Linked DNA regions of Homo sapiens: all the other regions are linked to region 3. Evidence: chromatin contacts called from ENCODE Hi-C or POLR2A ChIA-PET data. All regions are on one chromosome and are shown on one strand. Each heading gives the region's core, a stretch centred on a gene start or an enhancer-like site at or near the end of the contact. The rest is flanking DNA. Distances are from core to core; before and after follow the strand shown. Region 1 holds the start of MLXIP (MLX interacting protein). Region 2 holds the start of VPS37B (VPS37B subunit of ESCRT-I). Region 3 holds the start of CLIP1 (CAP-Gly domain containing linker protein 1).

What was found. A loop is a pair of places that touch in the nucleus more often than their neighbours do. ChIA-PET counts read pairs that join two places held with the same protein, here RNA polymerase II (POLR2A). Pooled maps may share reads with other maps.
Region 1: a pooled map shows a loop between it and region 3 (4-fold over the local background). The contact joins the promoter of MLXIP here to the promoter of CLIP1 in region 3. A Hi-C loop is called at or near these places in 1 of 37 single-sample maps with no recorded cell type and 6 of 50 pooled maps. POLR2A ChIA-PET finds 5 or more read pairs at or near these places in 2 of 52 experiments (CD8-positive, alpha-beta memory T cell and activated T-cell).
Region 2: a loop to region 3 is called in a pooled map, with 2.1 times the contacts of the local background. The contact joins the promoter of VPS37B here to the promoter of CLIP1 in region 3. A Hi-C loop is called at or near these places in 2 of 37 single-sample maps with no recorded cell type and 6 of 50 pooled maps.

Annotation. Positions count from the first base shown.
Region 1 is chr12:122,077,191-122,080,438 of GRCh38, forward strand. MLXIP (MLX interacting protein) reads left to right here and starts at 1,566. Exons shown (of 17, transcript NM_014938.6): 1 at 1,566-2,076. The coding sequence starts at 1,664. RefSeq lists silencers at 1,109-1,388, 1,399-1,848 and an enhancer at 1,909-2,148.
Region 2 is chr12:122,894,455-122,897,555 of GRCh38, forward strand. It overlaps VPS37B (VPS37B subunit of ESCRT-I), which reads right to left and starts at 1,670. Exons shown (of 4, transcript NM_024667.3): 1 at 1,498-1,670. The coding sequence starts at 1,608. RefSeq lists an enhancer at 1,334-1,483 and a silencer at 1,664-1,813.
Region 3 is chr12:122,421,229-122,424,312 of GRCh38, forward strand. CLIP1 (CAP-Gly domain containing linker protein 1) reads right to left here and starts at 1,441. Exons shown (of 26, transcript NM_001247997.2): 1 at 1,293-1,441. RefSeq lists silencers at 738-1,137, 1,158-1,507 and an enhancer at 2,617-2,716.

The sequences.
Region 1 (3,248 bases), core at 316-2,815, 340 kb before region 3:
TCAGGAGTTCCAGACCGGCCTGGCCAACATGGTGATTGCACCACTGCGCTACAGCCTTGGGTGACAGAGCAAGACTCTGTCTCAAAAAACAAAACAACAATAAAACAAAGCAGAGTGCAGGAGTGGCTGTGGACTCTGGACGCCCTGCTAGGATTAGGATGGGTGTTCCTGGCTCATGGGCCTCACTGGCTCTTCTGATGCCCTGCCACCCCCACCCCAGACTGGCTTTGAGCCCCGGAAACCTTGACAGCTTTCTAGAGGTGTCTGTCAGTTAGGTTGTGCCACGCGAAGTTGCCGTTTCTGCAGGTCAAATAGTGGTGGACTATTGGCAATTTCTAGGCACCTCTGGTCTGGTTGATCCAAATCCTCCAACCTGTGGCACATTTATTTAGCGCTCATTTTGTGCCAGCCTGCCTGCTAAGCAACTTATAGCCATTTTTATTTGTATTTATTTTTCTTTTTGAGACAGGGCCTCGCTCTGTCGCCCAGGCTAGAGTGCAATGGCGCAATCTCGGCTCACTGCAACCTCCACCTCCCGGATTCAAGCGATTCTCCTGCCTCAGCCTCCCGAGTAGCTGGGATTACAGGGGTGCACCACTACGACCGGCTAATTTTTGTTATTTTTAGTAGAGACAGGGTTTCACCGTGTTGGCCTGGCTGGTCTTGAACTTCTGGCCTCAAGTGATCCACCCGCCTCGGCCTCCAAAAGTGCTAGGATTACAGGCATGAGCCACCGCGCCCCACTATAGCCATTTTTAAACTGTCCCAAGTTTCTGAGGAAACGGAATTGTTCACCATTTGACAGAGAAGAAAACTCTGGCTCAGATACTCCCCTTTTAGAATTGTTTCGGGGGCTGGCTCGTCCGTCAAACTTTAAAAAAATAACAACAGCATGCTGAGTTGAAGTTAAAAGAGCTGGGGTCTGGAGGTCGCTGGGCTCAGGGGCGCTGCCACTCAACAGCTGCGCCGAGCTGGGGACGCGCAGGGGAAGCAAGTTCCCAGCTCTGTGGACTCCAGGTCTGAGAAAAATCCTGTCGGTATTCAGCCACCCAGTGTTCCCATCAATACGATGAGAATAATGAGGACAATAGCCACCACGTCCGGCAAACTCAGGCGTGAGCTGCGAGGACTCGGTACCGCCCGGCAGGGAAAAAGCAGGGCCTGGAGGCCGAGGAGCCCCACCCGCACCCACCACGTGGAGCCGGCCGGGCCTGCGGCGAAGCCACAGGGCGACTCCCGGGGCGCGGAGCGGGGCGGGGGCGGGACTAGCACGGCCCCACTCTGCCGACGCCTCTCCCAGGTCGCGACACCGGCGAGCCGCTCCGCCCGGCCACCGTGTCCCTCAGCACCCACGGACGCCGGGAGAGGAGGAGGTGGCGAGGGGCACGGCCGGGAGGCGTGGCCTCCGCTTCCCCTTTTTTTTTTTTTTTGGTCCGCCTAGCTAAGGAAAGGTTCCCCTGCGCCTTTAAGAGGCCGACGCGGGCAGCCGATTGGCCCAGACGCCTCGGTGACGTCACGCCGGGGCCGGAGCCCTCCCCCTCCCGCCGCGCCGCGCGCTCGCGGACAGTCGGCGCGCGGGCCGGGCCGGGCCGGCGCCCCTCTGCCTCGCGCGCTTGTCGCGTTGCCCCGGGCTCCGGGGGATGCCCCCGGCCGAGCCCTTCTCATGGCCGCCGACGTCTTCATGTGCTCCCCGCGCCGGCCTCGCAGCCGGGGCCGCCAGGTGCTGCTCAAGCCCCAGGTGTCCGAGGACGACGACGACTCGGACACGGATGAGCCGTCCCCGCCGCCCGCCTCCGGCGCGGCCACCCCGGCCCGGGCCCACGCGAGCGCCGCGCCACCGCCGCCTCGGGCCGGGCCGGGCCGCGAGGAACCTCCGCGCCGCCAGCAGATCATCCACAGCGGCCACTTCATGGTGTCGTCGCCGCACCGAGAGCACCCGCCCAAGAAGGGCTACGATTTCGACACGGTCAACAAACAGACGTGCCAGACCTACAGCTTCGGCAAGACTAGCTCCTGCCACCTGTCCATCGACGCCTCGCTCACCAAGCTCTTCGAGTGCATGACTTTGGCCTACAGGTAGGGACCCCCGCGACCCCCTGAGGCCCCGGCCGGAGGCCCTTGTTTGACAAAACAAGCGTGGAGGGAAGGGCCGCCTGGCAACCCCGTGGCTTCATGCATTCCCTTTGGGTCTTCCTCCTTCGGGAGGGTTTATGGATCTGGGGTTCCCCGCGTTGCCAGAGGAGCCGGGGTCCTGGCCTCTTCCCCTGCCAGCAGTGCCGGGGTCCTTTCGGGTTCACGTTCCCCATCCAGGCCCTCCCCTCCAGTGTCCTGGGACCACCGATGTTGGACGAGGAAGAGGTATAAACACTGGCTGCATCTTGTGTTACCCGACTCTATCGACTCCTTCCTCCAAACGCTTTGTGTGTTTCCCCCATATCCAGCAGCGGTCAGGACCACCTGTTCGGGGTGACTGGAGGCTGGCTCTGCTGTTTAATGGTTGTGTAACACCTCGGAGCCTGTTTCCTCCTTTATAAAAGGGGAATGACTGTAGTGTCTGCCTCCAAGGGGCTGTTGTGGGGATGGAGTGAGATAGGTAAATTGCTTATTCCAGTGCTTGGCCAGAGTTAGGTGTCCCTGCACCTGGAGGCTGGCCCCCTTACAACCTCATCGGGAGGCCCGCCCCCATCTCGGGAGGGCTTTGGGTGCCTCCTAAGAAGACTTTTGGTGCCACAGCTGTTGGAGGTGCAGTCTGTCCTTCTGGCAAGTTGGAGGGTTTTCTGGCCGGTCCTGAAACATTATATGAGGGAGATGTCATTGTTGAGGGCAGACATCCCAGACACCGTTCTGACATGTGGATTCGGCTCTGGGCAGAGATTCCTCTTTTCCAAGTCACAGAAAATGCCTGGCCCTCAAAGATTAAAGCGCTTTTTCACTCTCTCTCCCTTTCCCACTATGAATATTAGGTATTTGCTGCAGGTAACTTTTTTGTCTGCGCAACAGAACTTCTTTGGACTGGCAGCAGCGGCCTTGAGCAGCTTGGCCCTGCAGAAAGCTCATGATGGGATCTCTGCTGAGTTAAGCTTATTGCATTAGGAACTGGACTAGCGGGGGCTGTCTTAGGTCTGCTCTGGAGGCATCGCGGGAGAAGTTTCCTAGGAGACTCCATAAACAGCGTAATAAAAGAGCAGGAATATCTTGCCCCCTCTCACCTCACCTTTTTAAGAGAGCTGTGAGCCCCAAGCATATCC
Region 2 (3,101 bases), core at 420-2,919, 470 kb after region 3:
GCAACCTCCATACAAGCTCTCTTTTAAGGGGGCTGGCTTGGTGCTGAACAATCCCTCTTCGGAAAGAAAGCCAAAAGCCCCCACACGGGCTCCTGGGTGAGAGGCTCAGCACTGTAGGCGTGGGAAGGCTCAGACTTCAGAGACATAAAGGAGTGGTAGGTGGGCCAGGAAGAGCTGGGATTAGCCTGGGCCCACCTGCCTGGAGGAGAACCAGACCCAAAAGATCAGACTTTCCGAGAATGAGTCCAAATGGGTTGAGAGAAAGGGAGCACACACTGCAAATCTGCAAGGATGAAGTCAGTTACCCGAGAGCAAACCACACCTCAAGGTGTGAAGGAAGATAACCAGAAACAGGAGCTGGCACATGCCTTCCAGGGGCTGGGCAAGGCTTGACTCTCAGAGGTGAGGGTTGGCAGCCAGCCCCAAACCCCCATTTTAACTTCTTCCTGAAACTGCTCCAGGAACCTTCCTTAGTCCCAGACACGTGGGACGCAGTGGTACAAAGCCAGCCACACTAAATTTCCCACCTTCCCTTCCTCGGTGGAGGGGGCAACCCTTACAGAAAAACGTATCCTGTCGCCACCCTTAGGCCCATCCACGAACTCCCGTAACTCTGCTGGGGCCACTTCAAAAGAAGTCAGACTCCAGGGGCATTATTGGGACCCCTTAGATACATGGAACCTTCAAACCTTACCCTGGCTATGGTATGACCATGGACTCCTGCCTCCAAACCCTGGGCTGGGGACCCTCGCCCAACCCTTAAAGAGCCTCAGAACCACCTCATAGACTCAGCTACAGACCCTCAGCCTCCCGAACCCATCTTGGAACCCTCAATCCTCTCCTAAGAGTCCTATTTGGATAGTCCACTCAGTCCCCCAAAACCTACTCTGATCCCCTATAGCTGCCTCAGTCCCCCTGGTTGTCCCCAACCTTTCCTCTCAAAGGAAACCCCCCAACCTCTACCAGATCTAGCTCTTGGTCCCCCTCAGTCACCCCTAATCCTCGCCTCCGACTCAGCCCTTATTACTCTCCCCGCTCCTCCGACCAAACCAATCTCAGATCCCCCCAGTTCCGTCCTCTTCCGCCTAGACCCAACGATAGCACTCTAATCCCCAAATTCCCATTCCAGGCTCCCTAATCTCCACTTCAGACCCAGCCTTAAGTCTTCAGACCCAGCCTTAAGTCCTCAGCCCCACAAAACCTTGTCTCAGGACCCCCAATCGGCTCCCCAAGCCCCGTCTCAGGACCCTTTTTCCCGCCTCCGCCCTAGTCTCGGTCCCCTCAGTGCCTCAAACCCCCTCTCAGGCCCCCTATTCCTGCCTAAGCACCAGTCGCGGTTCCCTGGCTCCCGCACCCCGCCCCAAGCGCCCCCATTTCTAGCCCAGTCCCCTCAACACGACCGGAGGCGCCGCGGTCGCCTCCGCCTCCGGCCACCGTTCGAGGAGCGAACCCCGCTCGAGGCCTCACAGCCGCCGCCTTAAGCCCAGCTCGGCTCACCTCCTCCATCTTCTGCACCATCTCCGTCAGCTGGCCCTCGTCCTCCAGCAGCTCGTTGAGCTGCACCAGCGACAGCCCGGCGAACCGGGCTTCGCTCCCGGCGCCCGCCATCCCCACGTCTCGGCCGTCGTCGCCACCGCCGCTGCGGCCACCAGGCTCCGCCGACCGGAAGCGCCGCCCTCAAGGGCCGCCCCCCGCGGGGGGGACACGTGACGCCAGCCCTGGGTCGTGACGTCATCACCGCGCGGGCGGGCGGACGTGACGTAAGTGTCGCGGCTCGCTTGGAGTGGAATGTGTCAGGGACAGTCGGGACTTCTAAAGGGAGGGGAAGGGCCCTATGATTGGGCTGTGACGCGTGAGCGCATTAATGACGTCACTGCGGCTCGGGAGAGCGCGCCATGAGGTCATAAGAGCCTTTTTCCTCCAGGAAGAGAGATACCGCGATCCAAGGAAAACAGGCAGTGGGAAGGAAGTTCCCGCAGCCTGTGAGCCCAGCCCGATGCACGGAACCCAAAAGACAGAGACTTCATGGGGAAACAACTTTAGGTGTCATTGGTTACTTGGAATTGTGGAGCTGCCACGTCATTCATTTAACAAATATGTTTTGAGACCTACTCTGTACTGGGCATTGAGTATACAGTTCTGAATAAAGCAAAACGGACCCCTGCTTACATGGAGCTAACAGAATGAAAGAGGACGCAAACAAAACAAGAAATAAGTAAAATAATTAGGCGATCACAAATAAGGGAATGGACACTGAAATAAGAAAATAAAAAGACCTTTAGGGTAGTAAGAGATGGCACTTTCGGAGAAGGTGGCGTCTAAGGAAATGTGAAGGATGAGAAGGGAGGAACCAGCCACCATTCCTGTAGGAAGCTCAAGGCAGCAAAACCAGCACGTGCAAAGGCCCTGGGACAGGACTAACTTGGTGCATTCAGGAATGGGAAGAAGGCCAGTAAGGCTGGAGCATTTTGAGCAAGGACCCATTGAGTGGCCCCTTTGCATCACCTCAGAGGAAGGTGCCCAGACATCCAGGTGGGCCAACCTGTGCTCTTTCAGAAACAACACGATTTAGGGTGCAGTCGCTCTCAGTCTCTCAGCTACCGGGAAGCCTCTTAAGATCCAGGAGCCTGGGAACTCATTATCCTACTTTGGAATCTGTCACAGTTCTAGTTAGAAGAAACCTAAGGCTGAGGTTAACCATGACAGCCCCCTAATTTTACACATAAGGGAACTGAAGCCCTGAGAAGGGGAAATTTTTTGGGCTTTTGCTTTGTTTCTGAAAATCAAGTAATTGGCAGGTCTCCTGGCTCCCAGTCTGGCGTCCACCACGCTGGCATCATAACACACTGACCTCGTCTCATAACTCAGCTCTGAACACAGTCGAGGCATTCAGCAAATGCTTATCGGCAGACTTAGGGGCTTTGTGTATAAAGCTGATTCTTCTGCAACTCCATGGGTAAAACATAAGGTCTGTGTTCTCCATCCATACGTTAGGCTGGGCTCTGCCAACCTCTTCTCTCCTTCCAGCCCGTTGTACTAAGGGCTCGTGTTTGCAGAAAAATGATGAAAGTTAGAGGAACTATTGCTTTTTTTATTTTTTG
Region 3 (3,084 bases), core at 191-2,690:
AGATGCCTTCAATAAATGTTCATTGTTATAATTTACAGAGAAAAAAAGGCCCCAAGTCTGAGAAGCGACATGCCTGGGGATTCTTGCTAAAGGTTATCATTAAATCTAAAAGTCAAACAAACACATTCCTGACTCTGGGATACTCTCCTGATTCGTGGATACCATCGCTAACAGTAGTGACACAAATCAAATAATAAGAACAGCCAGAATCATAACCCTAATGACAGCAGTGGCCACAGCACTTAATACTTATAGAGCTGCTAGGGGCCACTGTCCTAAAAGAGGAAGAAGGCCAGGCTGCTGAATCACACACACACAATTACAGAATCTTCTCCACCCTTTGTTTTAAAAAACAGTTCACTGGCGCCCAAGTTTTGCTAAAAACAGGTATCTAAACCGATGACGGACAACGTGTAATTTCTTCATACCAAAGAGGTGGGGCTGTGCAGGGAGGAGGGGGTGGCGCTCGGCTCCTGCCAGATGGAAAAGCCACATGAAGTGGAGAAACAGCCGGATTCAGGATTCACCCCCGAATCAAAACCCGATTTTTGAAAGGCAGGACCTTCCAATTCGGGCAATCGCTAGGTTCTGCTTGTAAAATAACCTCTGAACAAGTGTCATCTGCCTTCCGCGCCAATCCCCTGCCGCGGTAGAAGGTTCGGATTACCGGGCAGCGGTGTGATTTCGGAAACCCGAGAGCGATCTGGCCACCTCCAGCCTTCCCCGGTCTCCGAGAATCACAGCCCCACTTGAGAGGAAAACAAAAGCCGGGGCAGCGGGGGAGGCCGGGCCAGGGTGCCCTCCATGCCGGATCGCGGGCGCCGGGCACCCGGGGCCTGAGGAATGCTCAGGTGACAGGCGCGGCGCCCGGGGCAACAGGTCCCGCCCGGCTTCGGCCTCCCGGGGTCCGGCCGATCCCACATCCGCCCCGGGGCCCAGGAGAGGGAGCGGGGCGCCAGGGAGAGAGCGGCGCCTGGGGCGGCGCAGGGGCAAGGAGTCCAAGCTCCATCTTGAGGCGGGCGGAGGAAGCGAAGGCCCGGCTCGGCGCTGACAGGGCCGCCACTTTTCCAGCTCCGGAGGAGCCCCCCAGGGACCCCCGGCCTCCGGCGCCGGCCACCCGAGACTCCCGCGGTCCCCTCCCGGACGGCTCCGGCGCGCGAGGCTCGGCCCCGCTCCCGGACGCCGGGCTTCGACCCCCGACCCGACCCTGGGCGGGCCCCGCAGGCCGGGAAGCCGGCAGGGGAGCAGGGGGTGCCGGGAAAGGGAGAGGGCCCGCGCCGCCCCCTGCTCACCTCCTCGGACGCCGCCGGTCGCCGCCACCTGTCCCACTGCAGCAGCAGCAGCCGCCGCGGCCGCCGCCTCCCGCCTCCCGGCTCGTCGGCTCGGGGCGGGGGAGAGCGTGACGCGCCGCCGCCGCCGCGGGGCCGGGCGGGCGCGCGCTGCCAGGAGAAGACGCCGCGCGGCTCCTCCCAGCGCTCCGCCGCCGCGCCCGCCCGGCCGGCCCGGCCGGCCCGGCCCCTCGAGTCCGCACCGGCCCTGCGGCCCGCGCCCGGCCCCGCGCCGCCCCGCCGCCTCTTTGTCTGCGCCCACCGCGGCCCCGGGAGGACCCTGGCCCCGGCGCGCCCGCCGCTCCGCCCTCGAACCCTCCCGAGCCCCGGCTTGGGGAGCAAGGTGCGAGGGAAAACCCACAGGCCTGCTCCGAGGGGCTTCTCGTCATTTCTGCAAAGTGTTCCCAGAATTTGCAAGTCACACCCAAGAGCCCCATTCAGCCTCGACCTCAGCCCGCTCTTTGGGGCTGATTCATTTGTTTGCCCTCCCCTTCCCGCCAGACAAGGGTGAGAAATCCTTTGAAACAGGCTGCAAGGCGCTTCCGAAGCAGGTTAAGTTGGGGATTGGGAAGGATCATCTCTGCCCTCGCCTCCCTCCAGGGAAAGACCCTGGATGAGGCGTCCCTGGAGAAAATGCTGAAAGGAACTGTAGAGCAGGTTAAGCTTGGGAAGAACTGTATCTGCTCCCCACTTCCCTCCGGGAACGACCGCGGGTTAAAAATCCTTTGAAACGATCCCAGGGTTTGCTCCGTTCGTTTGAGAAAAGCCCCTTTTATTCGCCCTGGCTGCTTGGACGGAAGCCCTGGTTAGTGTCCCATCCTCCTTCCCCCCTGGGATTTCCTTTAAAAGCTTTTGAAAGGGACAGGAGGGAAGGCTGCAACAGCCTGCTCGGGGCTGGGGTAGCAGAGGGCGGCCAGCATTTCACTCCCATGGACCATGGCAACCCCAGAAGCCTTACATCTCCAGGGAGGAATTTGCAGCTGTCGGGGAAGCCCAGGATTTTGTGGTGGATAAGGGGGCAGGGGCTTCCTCCTCCTTGCCAGTAGAAGAGAATAATCGGCGGGTGACCCCTCTAGCTGACCTTTATTCAAAGCACCGTGCTGCCTGGACCAGCAGGAAGAGGGAACTGCTCTGGTAATGCACGAAGTTCTGAACTATGTAAATTTGTCTCCTGGCCCCTCCTCTCCATTCATGTCTGAAATCCCTCGAAATGCTGTTACCTAATTCAACATCGCCCTAATTTACAGGCTGCAAGGTCAGGTGGTGGTGGTACTCCTGAAATCCCATATCCATATTCCTAATCTGAAAGGCGCGCCTCACCCCCTAATCTAAACAGTCTTCAGCTGTAATCAGCAAGCTGTGGAATCATAGATGTCATAGGATGAGGCACAGACCACTTCTAATGGGGGAGTTCAGCTAGGAACACTTATGGGCTTGTCTTTTCTTCTCTACTCAGTAGGCTGAGCCTGTCTTTATTAAAAATATTGTTTTGGGGCTGGGTGTGGTGGCTCACGCCTGTAATTCTAGCACTTTGAGAGACCCAGGTGGGTGGATCACCTGCAGACAGGAGTTCAAGACCAGCTTGGCCAACATGGTGAAACCCCGTCTCTAACAAAAAATACAAAAATTAACTGGGCATGGTGGTGCATGCCTGTAGTCCCAGCTACTCGGGAGGCTGAGACACGAGAATTGTTTGAACCCGGGAGGCGGAGGTTGCTGTGACCAGAGTTCAAGCCACTACACTCCAGCCTGGGTG